Regions from separate parts of the Mus musculus genome. Here region 1 is linked to region 2. Evidence: chromatin contacts called from ENCODE Hi-C or POLR2A ChIA-PET data. All regions are on one chromosome and are shown on one strand. The core of a region is the stretch at or near the end of the contact, and the rest is flanking DNA. Distances in the headings are between cores, read along the strand shown.

Region 1 (7,083 bases), core at 1,658-4,157, 85 kb before region 2:
TAAAAATACAGTGTAACCTATTATGTCGTTATATTTTGCTTGCAATGTAAGACCTCAGTCCACCTTAAATCAAGCTCTAAATGGAAGCACTGAACCTTAGGCAAGCAAATCTGTGTATGGAATTTCCAGCTTGAGGATCGTGTGGTGGACCATGCCTATAATCCTAGGAGGAGGTGGAGGCAGGAGCATAGGAACTGAAGGCTATCCTTCCATATACAGTGAGTTTGAGGCTAGCCAGGGAAGGGGGTTGTGGGCAGAGAGCTGCGTAAATGGTAAAAATGCAAGTTAGTTAATAACTAAATGAATCTGGGTGATTTAGACATGAACTAAGACAATAGGGTCCCTGGAGTTCAAGACTAAAATTAAAATCAGCAAAAAGGTTGAAGCAAGGCATTTACTCATAAGGTGTTTGTTGGTGGCAAAACCAGACTGGCTGGTGCTCAGACAGCGATAGCAGCTTTGCCCCGCCACCACTAATGGTTGCAACAGTGAGTATATTATTGTAGGGCATGGAATAGAGTGTGTGCCTGGGCTGTTCCTAGCTCTGTCATTAACTCATCTGCACTTCTCAACAACCCTACTAGATGTGTATTTTATCATTTTCCCCATTTTCTAGAAGAAACCATAGCTCAAAGAAACCCAAATAACTTGCCTTGATAATGACAAGTGTGGGATTTGGAATGGGGACACAGAGCCTTGGCTTTGACCCCTGGAGTCCTTTTAGATCCAGTGATGCACTGGAGAAGCCTTCTGAATAAAAGGCATGAGGCCCGAGCAGAGGACTCAAGCCCAAGGTGAGGGATTGTTTACATGGGTGAAGAATGAGATATGGAGTCCAACAGGAGAGTGCCTACTGATGGTGTAGGATCCTGCACTGTCCACAGAAATGAGGCACTGATTGATCTGGACCCAAGATGCCTGCTGCCTTCTGACTCCCTCTGCCCAAGTGACTAGTGGGTTTTTTCAGATCTAACATCTTGGGGAAATCACAAGCATTTGTGCAGAGTCCTATGTGACTTGGTTTCCTGGATGAATGCCAAGAGTCCACAGTCTTGCCCTGCTGTGATGGATGTTGGCCATACCTTGATGGCTGTTGATGACTAACCTTAGATTGCACTCAGCTCGTTCAGTATTGTGAGCTTATCTTTCTCTACGGCACTTTTTAATCTGACTATCAAAGTGCTATGAAGTGCGAAGCCAGATTGCCTGGCTTTGCATCTTGGCTTTGCCATTCTTAGCATGCTGCCTAACCTTTCCTGGCCTGTGGCATAGGGACATTGGTACTATACCTCATTTACAGGGTTCTATTGAATGTTAAAAGGACTACTATGTATGCCAGACTTATTTATGCCAGCAATAAATGACAGATAGGTCTCTTTGTTACTATTATTATCACTAAAGAGGGTAGCAGATGAAAATGAAAGCATTTGAGATATGATAGACAATGAAAATCTGTGCTAAAAAACAAATTTTGCCTTTAAGGTTTGATTTTGCAGGGCCCTATGCCCTGCTCCTCCAACACTGTGTACCTGGACTTTTCTAAAACAAGAAGTATCAATATTTTCAGTTAGTGGATGGTAGATATGCAAGGATCATAGCACTCAGAAACAAGTGTGCTCCCTCTCTCTCTCTCTCTCCCTCTCCCTCTCCCTCTCCCTCTCCCTCTCCCTCTCCCTCTCCCTCTCCCTCTCCCTCTCCCTCTCCCTCTCCCTCTCCCTCTCCCTCTCCCTCTCCCCCTCTCTCTCTGTCCACCGCATAGCTGCTACTGGAAGAAAAAAATTATAGATGCCTGCTCTCAAGGAACTGAAGTGTTAGCAGTAGCTGGGCACTGATTCTGAGTGAGAAGAATCTCCACATTATTTGGACAGAGCAGAAGAGAGTTGAGTCTAGGTTAAGAAAATTAGAATATCCATTCTGTTGCTCATTTTGCGCTAGATTTTAGAGATGTCGGCTTGTCTGCAGTACCCTATCTTGCCTCTGTTGCTCTTCAATGCTTTGTCTACTTCCTGGTTAGAACTAGGTATCTAGTTCAGACTCCATGTTCTGTACAAAGCCAGCCACATCTCTCCTGGTCAGCCTACACTGGTCACTATCACACTTAGAAATGGGAGTTCTCACACCCTTTGACAATATGTATGGATTACGTTGTTAGTTATCTTAGAGTGTTAAGCTACGGAACTATCTATGGTACAGTCATTCATTTAGTCAGTGACTAGGTATTTATTTAGGGCCTCTGCTGTCCTTACCATGAGGAAAAGAAGTGGTTATTGGTTGTAATGGATACGTTGTGTCTACATAAATACTAGTAAATCCTAAGTCTATAGCAGGATTTAAGAGCCTTCTCTGACAGTCACTTCTGCATTATTCACTGTAGGAGAAGTTCCCAGGACAGTGTGGGATAAGCCAAGATTTGCATCCCCTCCCCCACTTGGTGTTACTCACTTCAGCTAACACCGGGCTTGGCTGGCACTATCCCTCTTAACGTTATTTTCTAGCGGGGCCAGAGAGAATGTCGTGAAAAATATGCTCTGAGATGTTAAAAGACTAAGAAACCTTTTCTCTTATGAGCAGAAGGCTTGTTGAATATCAACTGTGAACTAGTTCGTAACAGTTTAATGAGTTTGCTTAATGAGTTTGCTAGTTCAAGGTTAAGGGGGTAGATAGACCCAGGAGAGCAACCTTTGGGTCACCCTGGTGTGTGTGTGTGTGTGTGTGTGTGTGTGTGTGTGTGTGTGTGTGCTTAGAAGTGAGTAAAATCAGAGGTATGTATACGTGCTGTATCTCAGAATAAAAGTTACCCTGAGAGTGAAGAGGATCGATCCTGTTGGGCCCCTCAGCCTGGTTAATTTGCCTGTGTTTTAGACTAGAGTGGAAGGGGCGTCCAACTGTGACTGGAATGGATGTCTGTGCCCTTGAGACTCCCTCGCCCCCTCCGGTTTTGAGGAAGGGGTGGCTGATATCTACAACCTGAGTTCTGCCCAGGACCACCCCGGGAGAGAACGGCTGTGTGTAGCGGGGTGCGGGTGGAGGGAGGGGATATGGCACATTCCAGAAGGATCTCTGGACCGCAGCCTCAGTACCACGCCCTCGGCGGGGCCAGGTGTGCTCCCCGGTTGCGGAGGGGGGAGCCCGGGGCCGCAGCGAGCGGGTTTACTGCTCGGCATGCGCTGAGTGTTTGTCTGCCTCGGAGGGTTGGGTCCTCCTTGTTCACAGGTGAGTCACGCCCCGAAACACCGGCTCTCTTCCTGTCAGGACTGAGTCAGGGAGAAGAGTCGATAAAACACCTGATCGAGGGAAAAGGAAGGCACAGCAGAGCGAAGACTCGGCGCCCGGCAGGCACCCGCAGCGGCGGAGCGCGGCCCGGCCATGCCTGCGCTCTGGCTCAGCTGCTGCCTTGGTGTCGCGCTCCTGCTGCCCGCAGCCCAGGCCACCTCCAGGAGGGAAGGTGAGTGCTCCCACCGCGCCTCCAACTTGCCCTTCCCTGCACACGGTGTTGGTGGCTGAATTCACCTCGAGGATCCACACTCGGTCAGGTCAAGGATCTGCAAAGAGCCTATCTCCTCCCTACCTGGGGCTCCTGTACAGTCGCGCTCTAAAGTGACAGTTTTCCCATAAAGCCAAGGGAGTTAAAAACACGAAGCTAATGGGTTGTGCCAGCTGAAGGTTTCCTTGCCCTAAAGCCATTCCTCTTTCAATTCCCTCCCTTTCTTTTCTTTGGCAACAGGGGACCCCTCCACACCCGTTCAATCAGTAACATGCTAGTCTTTAAACTGTCCGGTCCCTGTAATTTACCAGTGGGAGTTAGGTGGGACTTTTTCCATGCCCGGCAGCACCACACAGACTAAAAACAGAACTTCCATAATCCCCTTGTTATCCATGTTGTATTTTTGAGATAGAGCGTGAACTTTAAGCGTTTTAGTAATACCCGAAACTGCAAGTGTTACTTCTAAGAACAGTTTCGCCTCCCAGGTATTTATTGGACTCAAACTTCAAGTAACATTTACTCCTACCGAGAGCACCCGGTGGCTGTCATGTCCTGAGGAGTTAAGGTCATATAAACAAAATCTGCGAGAACTTAGCGACTGTTTTTCGTGTGTATGTGTCCTGTCAACTATGATGACACCTAGTGCGGGGGTTTCTCTGTCTCTTAGCTGAAGCGCTTTCCTCTGATCACCCAACTTTTCACATTCATAGTTACTGTTGCTTCCTGCTCTCCATGGTGTTCCAGTCACCACTGCCAGGGATCGGAAGCCATGATGCTCGATCATGTATAATTGTCACCAAAAAGGAGTAACTGGCATGATAGCCATGTTCATTTTCTTGACAATAGTAACCATTTCACTAGTCCTGTCAAAACCTGTTGTGTAGCTCAGATATGTAAGATGAACTTTAAAACAAAAAAATGTATGAAAGTGGTCATGTCGAGAGGGCTCCCCCTGAGTCAGGATAAACTGGTTGAAACCTAGTAGAAAACATTCTGAGAGTGAAAACAGTCTCTGAATATTAGAATTAAAAGTAACTTCCAGTGGATCAGCAATTAAGAATCCTTTGATTGAAAAGATGAGCAGTTGGCAGTGTTTTTGCACAAGGCCACCCAGGCAGCTATTGGCAGTGGCAGAACCTTTGATCCAGGTGTTCTTAGCTTTTTTGACCTCATTATAAAAGTAATATGTATATATATATATATATATATATATATATATATATGTGTGTGTGTGTGTGTGTGTGTGTGTGTGTGTGTGTGTGTGTGTATGTATATGTATATTTTTTTTCAGTACAGCAATTTTCCTCTTGGCTATAATTAAATACATACATGTGTGTTGGTATTACATAACAAAACCAAATCTATAGGATGCCATCAATTGTTTCATAAAGTCAGGTTCAACAGCAGACTTTGTACCCAAGCAGTCCATCCAAACACAAAGTCAGAAGTTCTGTGTTGGCTCATTTTCGCACTTTCCCCTTCCTTAGGGACAGATTGCTTGAGATACCAGGTTCTCTCCTCAAACAGCTTTATTTGGGAGCCAAGTGAGACTATGTCATTATGGTAGATCATTTATATTTTTCCATTTTTGTCACACTGGGATATACAAGGAGCTGGGCAAAAGGTATGATACCTGTCCTAATCCAAAGTGACCTGTATCCAGGCATCCTGTGGGCTGCACCTGTGGGCTGCACCTGTGGGCTGCACCTGTGGGCTGCACCTGTGGGCTGCACCTGTGGGCTGCACCTGTGGGCTGCACCTGTGGGCTGCGAAGGTCTGAAGTCGTGATGTTGCTTCCTGGTTATTTCTTGCAGGTGAAATTATGGTTAAGATATAATTACCGAGACTTACAGGGTTGGTCTCACCTAAAACACTGGCTTTAGAGTCAGCCTGACCTGGCAAAATTTTTTGGTTTATTCACTTGTTAATGCCTGTCTTAGTCACTGTTCTATTGCTGTAATGAGACCCCATGACCAAGGCTGCTTATAAAAGAAAACATTTAATTGGGGCTTGCTTACAGTTTCAGAGGGCGAGTCCATTCTCATCATGGCGGGGCACAGTAGCTGAGAGCTGACATCCTGATCTGTAGGCAGCATGCAGAGGAAGAGAGTGGGCCTGGCTGGGGGGTTTTGAAACCTCAAAGTCACTCCCAGTGACACACCTCCTCCAACAAGGCCACATCCCCTAATCCTTCCCAAATAGTCCACCAGCTGGTAACCAAACAGTCAAATATATGAACCTATGGGGAGGTCATCCTTGTTCAGCCATCACAGTGTTCTCAGTAACTTTTCAGGCTCTTCAACTGCTTGAAGTCTGGCTCTTCATCTGCTAAATGAAAGCATTAGTAGTAAGCAAGCTTGCAGACTTGGCAAAAGGATGGCTATTGTGAGTTGCCTTGCACAGCTGGGTCCATCCACACTTTCGTTAGAGAGTCTGGAGTACAGGTACTGTAAGTTCGGATGCGCAGCAATGAGTAGGAGACACATACCATGCCTTGGTGAGAGACTGGGGCATGTGTCCTCAAAGGTCTGGATCATATCTCTGGGGGAGGTATGGCTAGAGATGATCAAGATGCAGAGAAGAGCGTGATAGAAGAGTAGCTGCGAATCTGGCTATGAAGAGCTATATGCTATAGGCGGTATAGGGCACCTTGTAAGCAAAGAAATGTTGCTGAGAGTTAGTGGGCAGGAGTGGTTGAGCGTGTTCACGTTTTTAGAGAGGCCACTGTGGGGCTCAGAGGATAGAGTCAAGTGAGGAGAGCCAATAAAAGGCCACTGCAATAATCCAAGGGAGAGATGATGGTAGTGAAACACCCAAGGAGAAAGAGACTACGGAAACTCAGAAGGCACAATCTAAAGAACTTGGTGACCCACTAAGTACCTGATAAACTTGTGAGGACCTGTTACATTGTATCTAGGGACTTTCAGGGCTTCTCTTTCATCTCTTCTCAACAGCCCAAGAAAGGTGCTAAGCTTTCCATCCTGTTCAGGCAGACCTGCTCCAGGACTTACCCAACAACGAAGGTAAAACATTAGACACAAACCTAAGCCAGATTAGAATTTCAACCCTTGGCTTTCATGTCAGCCCTCCTTGCTCTTCGTTGCTCACTAGAACGCATCACATAGTGATTTATCAAATCCTCTGCTCCTAAGAACATGCCCAAAACGTGTAAGGTGGCCTTGAACTTTCTGATGGAAGTTGAATCTCTCATCTCTTCCTCCCAAAAATATTCTGGCCAGCCTGATTCTGAAAACACTTAGCAGCATATATGTAGTAGCCATTTGTCTCATTTGTGTTTAACTTAGTGAGTCACATGAATATATTTAAAGTCATATAACATATAAAGTGACATACTTTTGATTTGTTTGTCTTTCATGAAATAATTGCATCCATGAGGTAATTTACACTCAAACTCAGAATCCAGATGTTTGTAGTCGTCGTCGCCTTCTTCTTCTTCTTCTTCTTCTTCTTCTTCTTCTTCTTCTTCTTCTTCTTCTTCTTCTTCTTCCTCTTCTTCTTCCTCTTCTTCCTCTTCCTCTTCTTCCTCTTCTTCTTCTTCCTCTTCTTCTTCCTCTTCTTCTTCCTCTTCTTCTTCCTCT
Region 2 (6,878 bases), core at 966-3,465:
TGGGTGACATCAAGCAAAATGTTAGTAGTTACCACATGGGTTGTAGAACCTGCAGAGACCATCACAGAAAGTCACAACTAAGCCAGGCAGTGGTAGCACACGTCATTAATCCCAGTACTTGAGAGACAGAAGCAGGTGGATCTGAGTTGAGGACAGCCTGGTCTACTAGGTGAGTTCCAGGACAGCTAGGGCTACATAAAGAAATCCTATTTTGAAGAAGAAAGTAGAGAAAAGAACAGAAGAGAGAAGAACAGAAGAGAAAGGAAAGGAAAGGAGAGGGTAGGGGAGGGGAGGGGAGGGGAGAGGGGAGGGGAGAGGGGAGGGGAGGGGAGGGGAGAGGGGAGGGGAGAGGGGAGGGGAGAGGGGAGGGGAGAAGGAAGGGGAGGGGAGGGGAGAGGGGAGGGGAGAGGGGAGGGGAGGGGAGGGAAGGGAAAAGAAAGCCTCAACTGGCCAGGCTGCACAGAGGGACTTACTATGGCATGCCCAACCCCAATCCATACATCTATACAACCCCTACACCCAAGGCTCAGGTAACATCTAGGAAGAGGGGTGGAAGATTCTAAGAGTTTGTGTCTTATGTAGGACAGAAAAGCAGCACTCTTGAAATCTCAACAATACGGCTGCCTAAACAAGACTTGAATAAGCCGGGCGTGGTGGCGAACGCCTTTAATCCCAGCACTCGGGAGGCAGAGGCAGGCGGATTTCTGAGTTCGAGGCCAGCCTGGTCTACAAAGTGAGCTCCAGGACAGCCAGGGCTATACAGAGAAACCCTGTCTCAAAAAACCAAAAAAAAAAAAAAAAAAAAAAAAAGACTTGAATAATGGCAACATCAGTTGACACGTAGTGTGGATAAGGAAATCCCAAGGGTCCCCATCTCTGGATGACAAGCAGCAGGCAATTAATGACTGCCATGAGGTGACGCAATCTTCCCTTGGGACAAATGCCCTAATTGGTTATTTAACACCATGTGGTCAGTACTAAATGCACTCAGCAGGCTATAACATATGTATGTATACATGTGACAAAAACCAAAGAGAAATGAATACATCATTTAAAATAATTTTAAAATGCAAACTGAGAGGCTTAACAAAAGATTATTTTTGACTGTATTGAAGGATATGGGCAAGTTAATGCTCAGTGACTCATATCTTGTAGTGACTAACACTTTATGAGCAACTGGCAAAAGCAGCCAAGTAAAACAAGTGAAGCCCAGATTATAATGATGGTGCCTTTCATCCAAACATTCAGGTGTTCTAACCAGAGGGCTCAACTTCATTAGCAATAAGATCCTTCAAGATGCACTGAAGGCCTGGAAGGCTCTCCTGGTACGATCCAGCGTGATCCCGCTACATCAGAGCTCAGAACCCTCCTTACTTTCTTCTCGTCGTACAGCACATCAGCGGCTCCAGCCTCCTTCTGCGTCCTTTGCAGATGGCAGCCAGGGATGCATGGGGGCCACCCGTAAGCATCTACCAAGGGCTCGGCCATGTGCCAGGAACTCTTCTCGGGGCTTCATTATCACATCTCATCCTTACAACGGTCTTCCGAGATGCGTGTCTCAGTTCCAGGAATCTGTCCTATCTATGCGATCACAGCTTAGTGATGGAATCTGATCCCTCTTGGGCCGCTCACTCTTGAAGACTCTTTTTGTTGCTTCACACTTCTTCTAGATCCATCGATAGACTCATATTTTAGAGACTTGAAACTTCCTCAGTTTAAAAATATCACAGCTCCAGCCAGGCATGATGGTGCGCCTTTAATCCCAGCACTTGGGAGGCAGAGGCAGGCAGATCTTTGTGAGTTTGAGGCCAGCCTGGTCTACAGAGAGAGTTCCAGGACAGCCAGGGCACAGAAAAACCTTGTCTCATAAAAACAAAACAAAACAAACAAAACAAAACAAAACAAAACAAAACAAAACAAAACAAAACAAAACACCACAAGTTGAAACAGACTTTATGGTATGTGATGGTGTATACCTATAATCCCAGAACTCAGGGACTGAGGCAGGAAAATCATGGGTTTGAGGCCAACTTGGGGTACATAGCAAGATCCTATCTTTTTAAAAAATGGAAGAAAAAAACCCCAAAAAACCCAAGACACAAAGGAAGGAAAACACCCACCACTTTGCTCTTAAAAAATAAAATAAAATAAATTCAATACTCTTACCAGATATCCTCAGATCCTTGCTCTCTACCGCCCCCTAGAGCATACAGCTGTAAGCACTGCTGGGAGGGTAAAGAAAGGGGAGAGAGCCCTATAAATCCCCGTCTGTGAGAATGTCTAAACCACTCTCCAGCAGAGCATCCTCTGTACTGCTCTGGCTTCTGCCCCCGTCAGGAGGAAAGGCTGGTCCAGAACTAGTGTGATCAACCTGGCTAGTCAGGCAGCCAGGAGTGCACTTCCAGGATGGCCCTCAACGCAAACAAACGAAAGCTCCTTCAATGGGGCTTCCCAGAGGAAACCAACCCCAACCCCACGGTGCTGCCAGCTTGACTGGGAGTGTGGGAAGGAAGGCCCAGAGTTCCGGCCTCGTGTCAAAAGCCTGAAAATCAACAGCACCTTTTACACGAGATCCCTGAGCAGAAATCAGTCCCCAAATTTCGAATCACTGGGACTGGGGGTCCTTCTCTTGTGGATAATTCAGCTTGGGTTTTAGCAATGTGGGGATCTAATCCCCCGCGGCTGGAAGAGTCGCGCAGGCTTCCTGCTTCCGGGCTGGAGTTAAGCAGTTTGATAAAAAGTCATCTGAGCCTGAATAACCACGTTTGCCTTTGCTCCATTTATCTGGGGGCCCTGGGATTTCTTCTGGAGTGGTTAATGCCCCCGGCTCTTCCTCTGTTTATTTTCTTTGGTTATGTTCCCATAGCTGATGGATGTAGGAAGCCGCTTAGTCCATAACTGGCTGGTTAGAGGCATGTAGGGCACAACCAATGAAAAGAATGTGAGACTTTGAGAAGTTCAGGAAGAAAAGAGTGTCTCTATTGGCGGACTTCTGGTGTCTGAAATCACCTTTAGGTATTTAATCCTTCCAGGTAAACATTAACTCTTGCTTGTTTAAAATGCTGAGACCCTGAGAATGGCCCAGACAGGCAATCATTACACTCAGTGATTTCGGCACACTCCATCAAAAGCCAGCGCCTTTCCAAATGAAGAGAACCAACTCACTTATCAGCCATCTCCTCTCTCAGGCTTGTGCCCGCTACTGGGTCTTTCCTAGCCTCCTCCCTACATGAAAACCTCTTTGCTTTGTGACGGCTTAACCTGGACCAGGCCGAGAGTCAATGCCCAGCTTGTGCCTTCACTGAGCCTGCTTTGAGGGATGTCTGTCATTCCTCCGCAGGTCCATGTTAACTGGACAAAGGATCTGAAGAATTACGTGAGACCCTGTTCCACCATTCAACAGCTGTACTATCTAGAACAAGCCTCAACTTGCTTAAGCCCCCCTTTTGTATATATTATTAAATTGTTATGTTTATTTAGTCCGGGGGGGGGGGGCGGGAGCACAAGCACACATATGTGGTTATGTGTGTGTATACATGTTATGTTGTGTATGTGGAAGTTCTCTCCTTGTCCCACGTGAGTTGAGGATTGAACTCAGGCCGTTAGTCTTGACAGTAAGTGCCTTTACCCACTGAGCCACCTTGCCAGTCCTCTTTCCATGTTTTTAAGATGGGAATAGAGATCCCATCTCATAGGGGTTAAATCGGATAATCTGTGAGATACAGCCAAATATGATTCATTAATTGTCTGGCTTTCCCAATAGGAAGCAAGAGGACTAGCCAAATATTTTGTTTCTATCTGTTCTCCTAGCTGTAGACTCGGAATTGCTGTCACACAGAAGGTGCTCAGTAAATATTTCAAAATGAAAGAATGAGCTCAGGCTGGGGAGGCACCTTTTAATCTTAGCTGCTCACAAGGCTGAGGCAGGAGGATCATTAGTTAAGAAAAATTAGGAAGACTCTCTCTTTAAAATTAAAAACACAGTCTGGGAAGCCAGCTCAGCCGGTAAAAGTGCTTGTCACACAGCCTGAGTTTGATCCCTGGCACCCACGAGCAAAGGTGGAAAGCGAGAGCCAGCTGCACACAGTTGTCTTCTGACTTCCTCTTGTGTGCTCTGACACTTGCATGCCATATAATAATAAATAAAACAAAATAATTTAAAGGGGAACCATCAAAGGGAGACAGGGGTGTAGTTTGGCGGCTAGTGTGTAGGAAACCATAAGCTAAAATTCCCAGGACTTAACAGCAATGAGAGAATACCGAAATAACATCCAACCGTTGCTGAGATCTTACCAGCTGGGTTCAAAAACTCTTCCACACTTTCTATATGCTTAATTTTGTGTTGGACAACGATGTAAGCACTAGTAACTAGGGTATTTTTAGCCTGCAAGAACCTCGAGGGGAAACGCATGCTTACGTTCACAAGGGCACTGCTGAAAGATCGATTGGAGGGAGGAACACTTGAATCAGAGCTAATTTGCCCGCCTTCCGATAGATGATGGACGAAGCACCTGGCTTCGGTGGGCAGAGCGAAAATCGCCACAAATTGGGTTTTGTTTAAGGGAGGAGCAAAAAAAAAAAAAAAAAAAAAAAAAAAGTCTCAGCTCTGGCTGATCCAGGAGCCTTCTGCCTCAAATTAATCTAGTTCCTGACCTGCGTCTGGATACCTGCACAGGTGTTTCTGTCAGATGCAGAAAAACAAAGGTCTAGGGTACTTGAAGGAAGCCGTCAACTTGATGGGATTTCGAATCGCCATGGAGACACATCTCTGGGCCTGCCTGGGAGGGTGTTTACAGAGGAGAAAAGAGCCACCCTGACTGTGGGTGGTAGCATCCCATGAACTGGGGATCCAGGCTGAATAGAACAGAGCCGATAAGTAGAGCATCAGCATTCACTCCTGTCCCTCTGCTTCCTAACTGTGGATTCAGAGGGAGCAGCCGCCTTAGGCCGCTGTTGCAATGCCCTCACCCGTGAGCCAAAAGAAGCCCTTTCTTACCAGCCGGGCTCCGAGGCTGGTCCAGGAGCCTGGATCTTGATCCCTGACCCCCCCCCCCATCCCCCCAGAAAACAAGAACAAAATTGCTAACCGGGAGGCCACACAGCAGCTCTTTTGTGCGCCACTTGAGAGAAACTTGATGAATATGTACGGAATTTTCTCTCCGTGGAATGTAAAGGGACGGGGTGTGTCGTGTCATAGGAGGTCAGATTTCACTGTGGACTGATAAATCTTTGTGCCTAGTGGATACTGCGGCAGGGGAACTGTGGGGCTGGGTGTGGAGTCCTTGATGGAGAGTTTTGGTTCTGGACTTTGAAGGAAGTGATACTGGCTAGGATGGACCAGGAGAGGCTGTGGCTGTCCTGCTGTGGGGCAGGCCCACTCAGCCAGTTTCTAGAAGATGTTAACAGTTTCATTTGACACAGTAAGGCTGCCCCTTTATGAACAAGCTCCTGTTTCTTCCCAGATCTGTTTGAACGGGGACTCTTTTAGCTCAGAGCCTTGTATCTTTAGCTATTGCTTCCCCCTTTACCTCTGAGCAATGATTCAAAGAAACCTTACAAACTGGGCAGAGTTGGGAAAGAGCAATTGGCTGGGTGGCATCGGGATGTAGGTCTGCTGTAGGCTGAGGCAGCCTAGTCTGATTAACTCCAGCCCCACTGTTTCTGCAGGGAACTGGGATTCTCATCACTGCCCCAGACAAGATAGATGCAGGAGTAACTAGGATGGATGTCCTAGATCTCTGGAATGACCAGACATCCAGGTTGTCTGTCAGCCTGAGACAGGAAGTTCTAAGAATGTGGGACGCTCAGATTTTGAACTTAAAAAAAAAAAAAGATTTATTTATCTTATATATATATATATGAGTACACTGCAGCTGTCAGACACACCAGAAGAGGGCTTCAGACCCCATTACAGATGGTTATGAGCCACCATGTGGTTGCTGGGAATTGAACTCAGAACCTCTGGAAGAACAGTCAGTGCTCTTAACGTCTGAGACATCTCTCTAGCTGAATCTTCTTCTTCTTCTTCTTCTTCTTCTTCTTCTTCTTCTTCTTCTTCTTCTTCTTCTTCTTCTTCTTCTTCTCCTTCTCCTTCTCCTTCTCCTCCTCCTCCTCCTCCTCCTCCTCCTCCTCCTCCTCTTTGTTTTGAGACAGATAGGGCTTCTTGCATCACAAGCTGGCCTTGAACTCACTAGGTAGTAGAGATGACCTTGAACCTCTGATCTTCTTACCCCCACCTCCCAATCCTGGGATTAGTTTATATGGTGCTGTGGATTGAACCCATGGTTTTGGGCACACGAGGCAAGCACTCTACCAACTGAGCTCCTTCTCCAACCTCAGTCTGTGGATTTGGTTCGTTTCCATTTGTTTTACAATGCTGGGGATTCTATCCAGAGCCTCACCGAAGCTCTCTAGCACCACACTATCTCCTTAGCCTTGGGATTTTGCACTCAAATCATCTAAGTCCCAGGAAGAGTGAGGCTATCTGCTTACCCTCCTTGGTGCTGGTCTATCCATCCCTGACGGGCACAAGATGTTCCGAAGTTACCCATCTCAGACTGGGGACTGACTGGAAGCAAGGTGGGGGTATCCCTTTGTTTTTTTAGAATGGCACCCCTAAGAGAGGAATCCTCCGACAACTCTCAGGAATCCAGGAAGTCAAACTGGTCAGGACTGTGGCATGCCCCTCCCCCACATCATCAGAGGGAATACATTGGAATGAACAAAGACTTCACTGTGACATTTACTTGTTATTTGTGTTTGTGTGTCTGTCTGTCTGTCTGTCTCTATGTGTTTCATGTGAGTGCAGGTGTCCTAGGAGGCCAAAAGGGGGCATCAGATGCCCTGTGTTAGAAACCACCTGCATTCCAGAACAAGAT

The links. A loop is a pair of places that touch in the nucleus more often than their neighbours do. ChIA-PET counts read pairs that join two places held with the same protein, here RNA polymerase II (POLR2A).
Region 1: a map of T-helper 17 cell shows a loop between it and region 2 (1.9-fold over the local background). The contact joins the promoter of Lamc2 here to the enhancer-like site in region 2. A Hi-C loop is called at or near these places in 2 of 37 maps with a recorded cell type or tissue (Patski and T-helper 17 cell). POLR2A ChIA-PET finds 5 or more read pairs at or near these places in 2 of 5 experiments (Patski and embryonic stem cell).

Annotation. Positions count from the first base shown.
Region 1 is chr1:153,182,271-153,189,353 of GRCm38, reverse strand. It overlaps Lamc2 (laminin, gamma 2), which reads left to right and starts at 2,907. Exons shown (of 24, transcript NM_008485.3): 1 at 2,907-3,100; 2 at 3,253-3,445. The coding sequence starts at 3,367.
Region 2 is chr1:153,097,051-153,103,928 of GRCm38, reverse strand. All of the region lies in intron 8 of Nmnat2 (nicotinamide nucleotide adenylyltransferase 2), which reads right to left. Among named protein-coding and RNA genes, the nearest start is that of Lamc2, 86 kb to the left of the region's middle. Within about 2 kb of position 2,215, at least 2 of the 3 ENCODE cell types and tissues checked have a DNase peak (open chromatin) inside an H3K27ac peak, as active enhancers do.